Linked DNA regions of Mus musculus: region 1 is linked to region 2. A link is a loop called in an ENCODE intact Hi-C map of the cell type or tissue named here. Cell type or tissue: left cerebral cortex. All regions are shown on one strand. Region 1 overlaps Tcf12 (transcription factor 12). Region 2 overlaps Tcf12 (transcription factor 12).

Evidence for each region. Peaks named below come from ENCODE experiments on the same cell type or tissue, not always from the same donor. Only the 100,000 strongest peaks of a DNase experiment are listed, where the experiment ranks them.
Region 1: it touches region 2 in a loop (3-fold over the local background); 2 of 42 quality-filtered maps call a loop at or near these places.

What each region holds. Positions count from the first base shown.
Region 1 is chr9:72,017,154-72,025,153 of GRCm38, reverse strand. All of the region lies in intron 3 of Tcf12 (transcription factor 12), which reads left to right. Among named protein-coding and RNA genes, the nearest start is that of Tcf12, 91 kb to the left of the region's middle. In left cerebral cortex, no CTCF peak of the experiment used is centred here; DNase peaks (open chromatin) are centred at 210 and 3,426.
Region 2 is chr9:72,097,180-72,105,179 of GRCm38, reverse strand. All of the region lies in intron 3 of Tcf12 (transcription factor 12), which reads left to right. Among named protein-coding and RNA genes, the nearest start is that of Tcf12, 11 kb to the left of the region's middle. In left cerebral cortex, no CTCF peak of the experiment used is centred here; DNase peaks (open chromatin) are centred at 234 and 3,728.

The DNA.
Region 1 (8,000 bases), 80 kb after region 2:
ACATGGGGCAAATCTAGCACTTTTCACAACAAACATTTGTGGAATAGATTAGAATAAACATTTCATTTCAAGTTGAAGAATTTTACTGTCCTGGCAGTGAAGCATTTGAAAATGTGACTTCTAAATCTGGGAGGAATGTGTTTGAGAAGTGTTTTAGCAAGATTGTGTTGGCAGGACTTCCTAAGCAGGTGATGTATTATAAACTACTGCCTTAGGAAGAGTGAAAGACTCGGGAACCTGGGTCTAATAGACACATTATGAAAGCCTGGAAGAGAAGGTGACTAAGCAACCCTCACTGTGGAGGTAACAGAGAGTGAGTGGGAGAATCAAGGTAATGCCGGTTTCCAAGGCTCTCTAACCTGGACTGTTATACTTTAATCGTGGGGTCTCATCTAGTGAGTGGTTTAGGAGGAAGAGCTGAAAAGCATCAAGGGTTTGGCTGATATTCGATGGCTTTAGGGTGATGACAAGGTACTCAGAAACACGTTCAGTAGGAATGTGGAGATTGTGGTTCCAGAGTGCAGTACTGGGTTTAAGGTTGGGAGTGTGGGGCAGGCAAAATGGCTCCGTGGGAAAAAGAGCTGGCTGCTAATCCTAATGACCTAAATTACATTCCCACGACCCAAGTTGTGGAAGGAGAGAACCAGCTTCTGCGAGTTGTCCTCTGACCTCCACAAGTGTGCCATGACATGCACACAGATAATTAAGTAAATAAATTAAAAAATAAAAATACATATATAGAAATTGATCACTCATATGAGGACAAAAACTATAAAGCCAAATGAACAGTCTAGGGGTTGGAACATAGAATGGCAGGGTGGGATAAGGGCATGTACTTTGGGCACCTGCCCCAGCATGGTAACAAATGAAAACAAAAAATCCATAAGACTTGGGGGGAGGAGGAGAGGAGGAAGAGGAAGAGGAGGAGGCGGCGGAGGAGGCGGCGGCGGCACTGGCAGCAGTAGCAGCAGTGGCAGAAGAAACTGAGTGGGCAAAATACAGCCCATGGCTAATGGTTTTGCTTTTGTAAATTAATTTTATTTAAGCTTACTTATTTTCTTTGCTGTCATATTGCTTGGGCTGCTTTTGTGCTATGGCAGTAGATTGAGTGGTTGGTATAGAGAATAGTTAGTTGGTCTACAATCATCTAAAATATGTACTAGAAGGCTTTTATAGCAAAACTTTGTTGACATCTGTTACATAGATGCAAGAAATGAAGAAGAGGTTAGCTTCTCTTGGGTGCTGGCTTGGCATACCCTGTCTATCCCAGCCATTGGGAGCAGAGGCAGGTGTATCTCTGTGAGGTCCAGGACAGCCAGGGCTACACAGAAAAACCCTGTCTTTGAATAAACAACAACAAAAAGAAAACAAAAGTTAGAGGTTAGCTTGTATCATCGATGACTATGTAGAATTCAGTGGTTTTTGTGTGTTTGTCTATGAGCAAATATTTGTGGAGAGATTGTTCTGCATCTGGCCTTTGGTTTGTGCTGTCTAGGGGAGGGGCTAAATAGCTAGAGATTAATAGGTAAATGGATGACTATGAAAGTGATGAGTATCAAATTTTCTTTTGTGTGCATAGAGTGGAATGAGCGGGAGTTTGAGGGATAGAGGGAGAGAATTTTCAGTACAGAGAAAATATGGAAAAGATTTTATGGCACTATTCTAGAGAGGCAGTGTGATGCCATTACAGGAATTAATGGTCTAAGACTTGAATGCAGGGAGTGCATGGGCCTCATTACAGGAAACGAATAGAATTGTTTGCGGAATTGAGTTAAGAATAGTAATTGCTCACACAGCTGTTTTTAAATAGCAAATGTGTTAGGTAATCAGCAAAAATTCACGAAGATGTACTTGATAGTTATGTAGAAACCGCTGTGTTCCTACAGACTTATGATCCTGATGGGAGCCATAAAAACAGGCAAACTAGCTAAAAACCTGTGCATGCAGTTTTCACATTGGTGTAATATTGTATTTTTTGTTAAAATGTAAGTGTAGTTTTGTTGTCGTTATTTTCTAACCATTGAATCTAAATGTAATTATTTTGTTCAAGAAGAGTAGAGGTATGAATTTGATGGGTGCACAAAGCATTGAGGTGTGTACTTGCTGAAAGAAATGTCTGCCTTCTTCCTAGACAGAAGTGAAGTGTTGGATTGTGTTGATTTCTGCTTGCTTCATTTTAGTATTCAGCTTTATTTTATTAGCCCACACTGCCTCTGTTCATTTTCTCCTTTTGTACCTTCCCAAGGATGTAGAAATACACCATTAACTTCTCAAAGACAATTTAGTTAATCCACTACCACTCTAGGTAAATTGCAGCTGTCTTTCAACCTTGTAGGTCTGTTTACCTTGGGGGGGGGGTTATTTGCTGCTTTCTCTCGTGCTGAAGTTGCTCTGGTATTACTTCAGAACGCATCCATTGCAGTTCCCAGGAAGATGGTTACTATGTTTTAGATAGTTGCATGTTTTACAGACGCTAGAGAGAACCGTTTCTTATTGGTGTTCTCCCTTTACTTCTGCATCCAGGATGCCCTCTGATTACATTTTTTTTTTCATCTTAAAGATCTACTTTCAGTATATTTTTGAATCAGATGTTAGAAATGAATTCTTAATTTTCTTTCATGTGCAAATGTCATTATTATCTTTAGTCTTGAAGGATATTCGTCATATGTATAGTTCTGGATAATAGTGGGCACTTTAAAGATGTTTTTCCATGTCTGCCATTATCCAGTTTCTGAAGGCAAACATAGTGATTTGAACTTTTCCTTTCTAGGTAATAATTTCTTCCTGGCTATTTCTGAAATTTAAAATTTTTGTCTGTTAACTTGATTTTGTATAGGAATTTCTTGGCATTTTTACTGTTGGCATTCACCACAATCTTTATTTGGTAGATTTAACCCTTACACATCTGTGACTTCTCTTTTGGACATGGTTTCTTCAGATGCATTTTCCTGTCCTATTCTCTTTGTTCTCTCGTTATACCCAGGTTACACTTCTTTGTTTCTTCCATTAGGTTTCTGAGATCTTGTTAAGTTTCTATTAGTTTCTGATTTGAATGGTTTCTATTTATCTATTATAAACACCAATTACACTTTCCTGTCATCTCTATTCTGTCTTATGTTCTTCCAAGAAGTTTTATTCCACACATTCAATTCGGCCTCTTAGAAAATGTTTTCCTTCTTCTATCTAGTCCTCTGTCCATTGTATGATCTTTACTCATTGAGCACATTTACAGCATCTTCAGTCTGTGAGAATCCACATGTAGTGGTCCTCTTGGCTGAATAGTGGGTTGCATTTTTACTGTCTACGACTTGGTTTTATTATGAATGCTCTTTGTGGAAATCTTGGTTTCTTCATGTTCCTTCAATATTTTCTGTTTTAGTAAGCCAGTTTTTTTGGTTAAAATTAAAATTCTCTGTTTCCTTGGCTGACTGCCACTCATGTCTCATTTAATTCTTTAGCCTCTGCTGTCGACGAGTTTGGTCTTGCCTGTGGGTGTGTGCTCTAGCTTTTAAGATATAAAGTCAGACTTTGATTTAACAATCCTATACACAGAATCTTTTGTACTTAAAACAGAAAACCCAAAGCTCTATACCTGATAATCACTTTTCCTGTGAGACAACCTGTCTTACTTTCTCTTAAGTTCCCTTGTGCATTTGTCCATTTTTCTCCTTTAATTTCATTAATGTATAGCATAGTAATGAAAGGAATTATATTGTAATTGACCCTGTATCCCAATGAGTTCCTGAGTAAACGTATCAGTAGATTTATTTCATCTTTATGCAAAATCTTAAAAGTACTATGAAAAATTGTTGGTAGGTTTTCAGATGTCTGTTAGTTTAGAATTGATTGCAACCTTTAAGTTTATATAAAAAAGTATCATTTCTTCACAAATAAAAGTGAAGAAACTATTGAAGTAGACATTATAGTGTTAGTTATTTGACACAATTATCTCCAGTCAGATTTTTCTTACAAATCACTTATTCTATCTCCAGAAAGCAGATGGCAGTCCTATAAAGTATGTTTGTTATCTTTTGTTTCTATACAGTGGTACTGAGTTTGCCATTTGACTTACTATTAGAATAAAGAACTTCTTTCAGGGTTAGAATTGACTCTGTGTGCAGGAAGTGCGCAGTCTCCTGGCTTGTTCTAATCTGACAGGTGCTCGCTTGCTTGCTCTGGGCAAACGCTGACCATACATAAGCACATGTCCATGTTGAATTGCTGCTTTGACTGCCTTTGCTGTAGCTGTCTATTCTTTGTTTTTCCCTCTTCTTTTCCTTGTTTTTGACTTTTTGAGACTCTCCAAAACCTGAAACATATCCCAAGTTCTGTATTCACTTCTCCACTTACCTTAGTTTTAATTCATGATGTCAGTTTTTAGTAGTAGGTCTCCTAAGTGGCAGATAAAGAGAGAATGGTCTTCATTGCTAGTACCCTTGCACCATTCCATCCTTTTCATCTCAGATAGATCTTTCCTGAGCGTCAAACATTGAAACAGTGTTCATAATCCTTGTCTACAGCATCTTCTGGGGAAACCATGTTGTTTGGCTATAAAACAGTCTCTCCTTTGACATAGAACATGCTTTTGTTTTTTGTTGGTGGATAAAACTGTACAGAAACTTAGACATTCAAATGCTAACATATTAAAGGGGAAGGAATAGAATGGACACCATAGGGATAGTATTTTGGAGAATACTCTACGTATAACACTTACGGTGGAGGCAATGAGACAAGTGAACAAGAGTGTATTGAGTTCTTCATGGAAAAGATGCCTGCCACACATTGGACTTGGCCAAAAGTTTGCCTGGTCTTTTAAGAGTCTTATACGTTTGATTTTCAACAAGTTTGGTTTATTCCTTCTCCAAGCTCCCAACCTCGAAAGAATGTGGTTGTCTATTCAGTAATTTCAGATGTGTTTCTTGTGTCTTGTCTCTTTTTTTTTTTTTGGCTCACCTGGAACTCAATATATAGATCAAGCCAGCCACAATCTCAAAAACTGCTTCTGCCTCCCAAGTGCTGGGCTTAGGGGCATGCCTACCATACTTAGCTGTGATTGTTCTTATTAAATGTTTTTACAAGGACAAAAAGGCCAGCTGCTTTCATTAAATCCAAACTATTGTTTTTAGAAACAAGGTCTTAAGTTGGTTTGATCGTAACTGTGGAGTATGAGATGCACCCCTAGTCTCAGTCATTTGAACACTTACTTGGTTCTTAGCAGTGCTGCAGTTTGTTGGAGGATTTATGTCACCACAGGGTGGCTTTGAGAGTGTAAAGATTTCCATTTGCTCTGTCAGCTTCCTGCTTAGTGTTCAAGATGTGAGCTCAGATTGAAATTCCAGCCTGCTTACCTACTGCACCACCATATTGGACTCTGGTCCCTCTGGAACCCTAAGCTCAAACAAACCTTCCTATAAGTTTCATTTTTTTCATAGTGTTTTGTCACAGCAACAGAAAAGTAACAATACACTTACCAGATAATTAATTAATAAAAAATAGCATGCTAGGCATGATGGCACATGCCTGGAATTCCAGTATTTGGGAAGCTGAGCTACAAATTTGTGAGCCTGAGCTACACAGCAAACACACACACACCCTCCAGAAATCCAAATAATATGCTTTTAAGAATGGGGCACATGCACAAAAGAAGTCATTAGATATGCACTCACTGATAAGTGGATATTAGCCCAGAAACATAGAACACCCAAGATACAATTTACAAAACAGAAGAAAATCATGAAGAGGGAAGGAAGACCAATGGGTGGATACTTCATTCCTCTTTAGAATAGGGAACAAAATACCCATGAAAGGAGTTACAGAGACAAAGTTTGGAGCTAAGATGAAAGGATGGACTATCCAGAGAATACTCCACCCAGGGATCCATCCCATAATCAGCCACCAAACCCACACAATATTGCATATGCCAGAAAGATTTTGCAGAAGGGACCCTGTTACAGCTGTCTCGTATGAGACTATGCCAGTGCCTGGCAAATACAGAAGTGGATGCTTACAGTCTTCTATAAAATGGAACTTCAATGGAGAAGCTAGAGAAAGCACCCAAGGAGCTGAAGGGGTCTGCAACCCTATAGGTGGACCAACAATATGAACTAACCAGTACCCCCAGAGCTCATGTCTCTAGCTGCATATGTAGCAGAAGATGGCCTATTGGCCATCATTGGGAAGAGAGGCCCCTTGGTATTGCAAACTTTATATGCCCCAGTACAGGGGAATGCCAGGACCAAGAAGCAGGAGTGGGTAGGTAGGGGAGCAGGGTGGAGGGAGGGTATAGGGAACTTTCAGGATAGCATTTGAAATGTATATAAAGAAAATATCTAATAAAAAAAGAATGGGGCACATGAAATAAACAGTTATAATGTATTTTATGTAATTGATTCCATTCAGAAAAGCAGGCTCTATGATAAACTGGGTATGCATATGCATGCATACACACACACACACACACACACACACACACACACACACACACACAGAGTTTAAAAAAAAGAAAACAGTGCTTCAGTGTTGATGAGTTTACTAATTCTTATACATTTTAATTCTGAAAAGAAACATAATTATGTTTTTAAAAATTAAATAGTCAAAGTACTTCAAGTTTTTTGTTATTTCTTTTTTAAGATTTTATTTATATGTAAGTACACTGTAGCAGTCTTCAGACACACCAGAGGCAGGCGTCAGATCTCATTACAGATGATTGTGAGCCACCATATGGTTGCTGGGATTTGAACTCAGGACCCTCAGAAGAGCAGTCAGTGTTCTTAACCGCTGTTCCATTTCTCCAGCCCTCAAATTTTTAATAATTGTTTACTGTTCTCATAACTGTTATTTAAATCTATGGATCAATGAATTACTCTAAAGTTGTTGATTTGCTATATAAGTACTAAAAATGGAAAGGAAAGAAAATAAATGGGAATTTTTTTCTCCAGGTATTTCAAAACAATTGCAATTCCCCATTCTATTGTGATGCTTTTGCATTTCTCTTTAGATTTTCTTGGTTTCTACATTTTATCAGTTTGTATAACATCCTTATAAAGTTTATCTTCAGGTGTTGTCTTGTTTTTGTTGTGGATGAAGCTTTAGAAGTTCCTTTATTGCTGTCATGTTTTTGTATTTGTACAGCTATTGTCTTGGGCAGAAAGGGGTCATTGATACAAAGTGATTTCTTTTGTCAGTGCCAGCCACGACATTCAGTCAGTCTGGCTGTGTTGACAATAAATCACAGAGCTGTGAGGTGAAAACCTAGCCAGATCCGCGTTACTCTGTAATAGCCCTTGAGCCTGTCCTTGTCCACTATTAGTATTTAACTACATAATACATTAGCATTTTGTTTAATTAATCTTTGCCTTTTCTTCATCTTGTAAAAGGTGTTACAAGTCTTTTGATTAAAAATTGACTGTGTGGTTTCCACTGTCTGAGATGGTTTCTATAGCTTGCTCCTGTCTTTTTTTTTAAACAAATATATTTAAAACACTATTTATTAATGGTTTGCTATAAAAACATTAAGATAAATTTTTGTCTTATGTCCATTAGGGTAGAATTCATCATAAGTTTCCAATATATAATTGTTTGACAATACTTTACACAACTTAAACAATTATTTGGAGTTTTATGTCATGTTACTATATTCTGTGGGTTAATAATAGTTTTTATCTTTAGTTGAGTCTCTTGGAAAGCCTGTATTCTGTTTATAATGCTCATCACAAAGAAAATGCTTAGAAAGTACCTCTTGGGTAGCTTGTGGTCCTGGAGAGATATAAACTGTGTGCCTTTCTATGACACATTGTATATGTAGAGTCTTTACTAAATTGTGAATTTTAATAAGATTTTTCTAAGAACAAATAAAGTACTTAATGTGTTTTGAACATTGTTTCACTTTAAATTGTGCCTGGAATATTATCTGTACAGTATTTCCTCTTTACCTGTGGGGGCATATTCCTAACTACCTGCAGATACTTAAAACTGAAAATCGTACTAACTCCTCCCTCATA
Region 2 (8,000 bases):
CCAGTGCCCCCCCCCCCCCCCCGCCCCACACTGCTCTTAATCTGTTAGGTAATAGCTCCTTGTAAGTTTGTTATGAGGGTCAGAGGGGCTCATAAATGGAAAGCCTCAGGAACGGCACGTGCTCTGCTGCAGGCGGTGGTAGAATGAGTTGTTGCTGAGGAGGAACCTGGGTAAGGGAAACGTTTATCCAGGAGGTTGCACTAATTTAGAGATGCTATTACTAAGGTTTGAATTTAACCACAGTGTGTGTGGGAACTAGGCTGAAAAAAAAAAAACTGGGAGTAAAGACTCACAGATGCCAAAAAACCAGAGTTCTGTGGGTGAGAGAGAGAGAGAGAGACAGTAATAGTTCTGAAAATAATGAAGATGAATTTTTTTTGAGTCTTAAATTTGACACAACCTACTTGCAGGGTTATAGATCAGTGGTAGAACATTTGCTTAGAAATCAGATCAATTGAGTTTGATTTCTCATGTTGTAAAAAACCAAACCAAATAAAAAACAAGGAACATACACCCCAATAATAAACACATACAAATTCAAATGATTGAAATTTATTATGGCTAATTTGGAGGTCGTTTGTGGGGAAAGTGCTAGGAAGTGAGTTAAAGAGTTTTAGAGAAAACAGGCAAATGACAACTCACCTTTCATCTGCCTATAAAATTAATGCACAGTTGTCAGCTGTGCATTTGAAAATTGGAGAACAGGGGAAAAAATTACCACCCTTAGTTCACTGCCTAGAGAAAACTGTTAGGTTTTGATTTATTTCCTTTAGTTCCCCCCACCCCCCAAGTCCTATATTTGTGAAATCTTAATGGTAGTTCCACTTTATATCCTCCCCTAAAATGCCACTGTATATTCTGTCATGACTATTTTCTTTTATTATATGCTCTATCAACTTGGTTTAAAATAGTTGCATCTTTTGCATGGAGTAGATGCAGCAATACTTAAGTTTTCCTATTATTTACATGTAGGGATTTTGTTACTGAATTGAGCTTTCAATTTAGTAGCAGTGTTGCCCTAAGCACATCATTTAACCCCCCTGAGCATACTTTTGTTATTTGTGTAAAGTAGATAATACTTATTTTCCTTTTGATAGTATAGTAATGAAGACTTTTTAAAAAAATACATTTATGTGTTTACCACATACAGATTTTCTTTGGGAGGAATACAGAATTTCTTTTCCTACTTATAAGTTATAATTAAGGAGTTAATGAATTCTGTAGGGAAATGAACTCAGTGGGATAAATGATGTGGCTATGAATTAATGTTAGTGGTGGATTTAGATGTTTATAATCTGACTTTGTTGATTAAGGTAAAAGTATTCATGCTTATTAGCATGGATGGAGTAAGTGGTGGCGACTCACCACAGCAGTGTTAGAGAGAGGGTTATGCAGTTGTTATAGAGTTAGAGAATTCCCTGTAGTCTTTGACTTGTGCCTACTGGGATGGAGAGGAACCAACTGAATTAGTGAGAAAGTCCTTGAATTGTGGCTTTTCAGGAAAGGGGCAGAGTCATGTAGTGGGTGGAGTTGACCTTCAGAGTCATCCAATTGACCTGGAATTGAGCTTTCAATTTAGTAGCAGTGTTACCCTAAGCACATCTTTTAACCCCCCTGAGCATACTTTTGTTATTTGTGTAAAGTAGATAATACTTATTTTCAGAATCCTTGTGAGAATGAAAGGAAGTTACTTACTGTGTATTTTACATACCACAGAGCTAACTCAAATGTTGACTATTAATATTGTGGCATCGGTTCCCCCACATCCCCCTTTTTCAAACAAGATCTCACTCTGTAGCCCAATCTGTACTAGATAGGACTCACTGTGTAGTCCATAGCATACTTGAATTTATGGTAATCCTCCTGCCTCAGTCTCCAAAAAGCTGGGATTACCGGCCGGTATGGATAGTACCATATCCATGATGCAGTTTCTTCTTAATTAGAATTTATGGGCAACATTAATAGTAATGATAATTATAATCAGTATTATATCCAGTTTTTATTAAATTGTTAGGATATGATAGGCAGTGTTCTAAGTAGTTTACATTATTATCATTGTGGTGGTGGAGTTGAGTAAATGTCTCATGAGCTGCTTTTTTTTTTTTTTAAAGAATTTATATGAGTACACTGTAGCTGTCTTCACGAACACCAGAAGAGGGCATTGAATCCCATTACAGATGGTTGTGAGCCACCATGTGGTTGCTGGGAATTGAACTCAGGACCCCTGGAAGAGCAGTTGGTGCTCTTAACCACTGAGCCATCTCTCCAGCCCCTCAAGCTGCTTTTTTGATGTCATAAATTTATATGTGTTTTTACATGTTACATGTATAAGACATACGAAAACCCAAGAGTTGGTTTGAAGGATCTGGTTACTAAGTAATTTAACTGGTTGTTTCCTTCCTTCTTCTTTTTAGGTGATTTCTTCTCAGTACTGTTATTCTGTAGACCACATACATACATAGGGTATGGAGTGTACATGTTCATAGGGTACGGAATGGTGAATGGAATGCGTATACTTTTTATAAACCTCCCATGCTTAGGTACCACCATTTTTTAGATGTATGTAGTGTTTTCTCCATAGTTTCTCTACCTGCTTGAAATTCTTAATGGAATAAATAACCTAGGAGGATAATCTAGCTGGGAGAGATGCTGAAGAGACTCCAGAAGTTAGGCTAGAGCAGTGGGTTAACCTGTGGATTAATTTTAACCTGTGGGTTGTGACCCCTGTGGGGTCGAGTGGCCCTTTCACAGGGGGTCGCCTAAGACCATCAGAAAACACAGATATTTACTTTATGGTTCATGACAGTAACATGAAGTAGCAATGACATAATTTAATGTTTTGGGGGTCACTACAATATGAGGAACTGTGTAAAAGTATCATAGCCTTAGGAAGGTCAAGAACCACTGGTTTAGACCACTGGTCTCCACTTTTCACAGTTACGGTAGAGAAAGAGTAAAGAATGCACTGCAAGTTAGCAGAAACAATCTTACCTAAACTGCATGTAGTTTTCTTCTTCTTCTTCTTCTTCTTCTTCTTCTTCTTCTTCTTCTTCTTTTTTTTTTTGTTTTGTTTTGTTTTTTGGTTTTTTTCAAGACAGGGTTTCTCTGTACAGCCCTGTCTGTCTGTCCTGGAACTCACTTTGTAGACCAGGCTGGCCTTGAACACAGAAATCCGCCTGCCTCTGCCTCCTGAGTGCTGGGATTAAAGGTGTGCGCCACCACGCCCTGCTGTAGTTTTCTTCTTAATGTCTAGCACAGACATGCTTCTTGTAAAACAAGTATGCTTTTATTTGTCTACGTAAAACTGAAGCTCTGAAGGTTACCATGTTTACTCAGCACACAGCACTGCTAGTCTCCCACTCTGCTCTGTGTCTGGAGATAGGGCCAGGGATGGTTGGCTCCTGGTCTGCTCCCAGTTAGGCCCAGTTCGAGAGTGCATTCTTCAGCGGTGCTTTTCTTGTTTTTGAGAATACTGTATTTTAAAGCAAGAATGGCTTTGTAAGTAGAACACTGTTAGTTCATAAACTAAAGCTTAGGTAGATATGTTGATAGTGTGACTGCTGTTTGAACCTGCTTTCTGTTTCCAGTCAAGTCATCCTATAACAACAATAAAGATTTATTCTTTTCATTTTATGTGTGTGGGCATGCCTGGTATTTTACTTCTTAATGCCTAGCACAAACATGCTTGTTATAAAACAAGTATGGCCCATGGAGGCCAGAAAAGGACATTGGATCCCTGGGAACTGAAGTTACAGATGGTTGTGAGTCACTGTGTGGGTGCTGGGAGTTCACCCTGAATCCTCTGCAAAATCAACCATTGCTTTTAACCACTGAGCCATCTCTCTCGTCCCTCATCCTATATTTTTTAAATATACATTTGAGATGGGAAAAATTATATTTTTATAAAAATACCTTAACTTTTGTTCTATGTTTAAAATGTGCTCTTTTATGTTACAGGTTAAAATTGTGGTCATAGAGTGACCATAATGAGTCACCCAAGCTCTTGAAATGTGCTTGGGGCCTTAGAGATCACACAGAAATGAAAACAGATTAAGATTTGGTTACTAGTTTTAATCTTGCTGATCATGAGTCAGTGATGAAATCTTCAAAGCAATATAATAATACAATTTGAGATAACTTACAACAGACTTTTTCTTTTTCTTAAAGCTTTGCTATCACATCTCAACATACTTTTTGTTTTTAGGACTTGGAGATAAATAGACATGGCAGTTTACACTGCTAATCACAGCATGTAGAAGGCTAAAGCTGGAGGATTGTGAATTTGAAGAGAGCCTGGGCCTTATAGTGAGATCCAGGTCAGCCTAGTCTAAAGAAAGCCAAACCGAAAGAATCAAAAATTAGAGTTTGTTCAAGATGAGATTTCATCCCCTACTTTGTGGTTAAGAGGATAGCTAGGTTGGGGTTGGGAGTCTCTCAGAATTGGGATAATCAGGTAGATGAAATGAAACAGTATTCTTGGAACCAGGTGGGAGTCCTGGTTCAGTGGTGTCCTTGTTTCTGGTGACCTAATGTGAGCAGGATCGCTTCACAGTTAGAGCCTGTACTACCTTTGCTTTGGTGGCTGACAGTGCAGGCTGCATATACAGTAACTGGCACAGTGCTGTGACTGTTTGTGGGACATGTAAGATTTGTGGTAAGAGCCAGCACACTTCAGTCCTGGAGGCATGTGTTGTTCTGAGGTTGTTGGAGATCGATGAGGTTTGCTTGTACTATTGGGGAGGAGAACGTGCTAGCATCACTTTGAAGTTAGAGTAGAAACATGGTGTGGCCATCCATAGGTTCAGAGTTGGCTGCTTGTGGAGCAGGATGGAAAAATCTGAGTTCTCCTGAGTTACAGGTTTCTCTGAGGCTTTGTTTGGAAGCTCTGTCAAGTGAAGCTGTATCTTCAGGTTTTTGTAAACTGTTTTTCAGTGTTAACTTCAGTTTAGAACAAAGTTAAAGAAACTATTTTTGTATTGAATCCCTTGGGGCTGACAAGATAGGTCAGTGGTAAAGGCGCTTACCACCGAGACTGATGACCTAAAGTTTGATCCCTGGGTCTGACTTGGTGAGCGGAAAGACCTGACTGTCAGCAGTTCCCTTCTGACGTCTGCATGTGCTCAGTGTCATATTTGCATATCTCCCCTCTAGCCCCCACCATCATAAACAGCACAAAAAAATCCAACTTTTTTTATTGGCTGTCTTGGTGTAAACACATGGACAGCTTGGCTGGATTAAAGCTTTCCAGTTAGGCAAGCATCTGAGGATTTCAGGACTCTCAGATGCCCTCAGTGTCTCCTACCTGAGTGTTAGTGGCTAGTATTATTCCAGGTTAAGTGTGTTTTGTTTACTGTAATCCCATTTCTGGGCCATAGATGCATAGTCTATGAGCTGTAATTTTTTTCAAAAACAATTTTTTATTAGATATTTTCTTCATTTACATTTCAAATGCTATCCCGAAAGTCCCCTATGCCCCCCCCCTTGCTCCCCAACCCACCCACTCCTGCTTCCTGGCCCTGGCATTCCCCTTTACTGGGGCATATAATCTTCACAAGACCAAGGGCCTCGAGCTGTAATCTTAAAACCAGAAAAGTCTAAACTTTTTAACTACAAATTTAGTAGATAAACTATTTTGCTGGCAATATATGGTTTAATATGCAAAAAGGCCATTAAAACCATCTGTGTCCCCAGTTTTTGTATGGTTATCAGTCAGGTGTTGGAACAATTTCTAACATAGTTTATACTATTTTTTTTTTCTAAAATCTGAAAACTTCCACCGAAACTTTTTTTTTTTTTTTTTAAACCTCACAAAAAGGATTTCTTTCTTTGTACTAAAAGTATAGACTGGGAACTTTAAATACAGAAAAAAATGGGGTAAATTAGTTCTGTAACACAGATTATTGAGCTAGAGGATTTTCAGTCTAAGTTTTGTCCTTTGAGTGTTTTTTGTAATAGGCTGATTTAGGGACTTAAGATTCTACTTTGAGGATAAAGTAGCTGTCTTGTCTTTGGGCCAAGGAATACTCATACTTCTCTGTTCAGCTAAAGCACACAGGAAAATGTTCAAGGTTCTCTCAGAGTGGAATACTTTCATTCTTTTTCTGTTTGTTATATAACCAGCATTAGATGATGCCCTTCAAAAGGAAGTTTCATTCTTTATCATAGCCTTTCTGGATTTTGTCAGTTTTCTGGTAGCAGATAGAGAAGAAAATCCTCCAAGGGTTAATCAGCTTCATGAAGAAAACGTGGAGCCACGATACAGGCAATAGACAAAGTCACTTTTTGATAAATTCTATTTGTTATTTTTGGAAAAGTTTTCAGATTAGTGGCTAATGTTTATTCCTATGATAATACTCATTGCAGTCTTTTTCATTAAAATAAATGATTTTAATGAGTGAGATTCTTACTGCCTAGTTGGTTCTGTCCCATGGCTGTTAACACAGCTATGGAAATAATGAAATGTATAGTGAACTGGGCTTTGTAGAATCTGCTCTGGCTTTTCCATTTACTTTGCAAACTTGTTTATTCTACTGTTCTAGTGTTAATTATGTAAATAACCATGGTGCGGTATTGGATAATTTAATTGGCTTAGCTGGTAACTAAATAGTAGGCACACAAAGCAGGCTGTATAGCCAGGGCCTCTCTTGCCTTCAGTTTTACTTATTTCTTCGTTTCTAGCCTAGAATGGTACTTCAGTGAGCAGATTCAACTGAAATCAAGATAGCTAGACTCTGGAGCCTAACTCAACAAGTTGTAATAGCAACTGGGCTTTGCCCAGTGATTGGTGAAAGGGGCAGAGTCTCAGTCATTATAAAAATACTTTATAAACATTTACTTCTGTACTGTTTACTTCACAGGTTTTGTGAGATGTTGGTAACTGTTCATTTCACAGAGGAAACAGAAATCAAGAGTGATGCATGTTTGGTGTGGTTTCTGACTGCCCCTCAAGCAGCGGTAGTCACACCTGCACTGATACCAATCTGCATAGCTTGTCTTAAGGAGAAACTTACTGTCTCTAGAAATCGTTAGAATTTGTTGTTATAACAAGGAGTCTAATGTAAGGGTTAAGTTGATATTTTCAAAAATAAAGTGCTTCAAGATTTGTTTTTATTAAAAAGAAAATAGTATAATTATAAGTTTACATCAACAGGTAAGCATTTTAAAAGTATTTCAAGATGTTAATTGCAAACAGTTACAGTCCGGACCATCTTTGGGAGAGAGGAACTTTGTGTCTCATTGTTTAGCTGTCTTTGTGTTTTTGGAAGAATAGGAAATTTTTTATAGTTGTTATGGATTGGAATATTTAAACTTATTTTCAATTGAAACTATTACATCTTCCACTGTAACACATCTCCAAGGTTGTAAATGGTACTAAGTACATGAAGTACAAAACTAGACTATGGGAATTTGCATTAGGGCTTCTGAACTCACCTTAGCATTCTTTAGAGTGCTGTCATCTGCCTTTATCTATTTATTGTTGTGATTGGTGGTTATTGTTATTTAGATTATAAACATTTTGAAAACAAAAGTGGTAGTTTGTACTTGTGATTCAGCAAAACACCACTTGTTAAGGTTCACAAATGTTTGAATTAGGTTTGACTATTTGTGGTAATTTGGAAAGACATTAAATACCCCTATTTTTCTTTTTCTTCCCTAGCATCATCTGCATGGCAAAGCTTAGAGGAAGCACTAAGATTTATGAGGATAAGCAGACTAGAGACTTGAAGTGTGTACCTTTTATTTAGAATGTTTTACCTGTCCTCTTATTTTCTTCTGCAAAGCTCTTAGCCCATTCAGGACTCCTCATTTAAGTATCAACGATGAGCAGGAAGTGGCCAAGTGGTAAAGCCATTGAGGTTTTAACAGGAGTACAGCTGGCTCTGCAGAACCACAGCCAGCTCTGGCTCTAAGCAATGAGAAGTGATACTTTGATAGTGGTGATGAGTGCATGCATGTGCATGTTCTGCCCCATCCTCCCTGCAGAATGTCTGGTACATTTG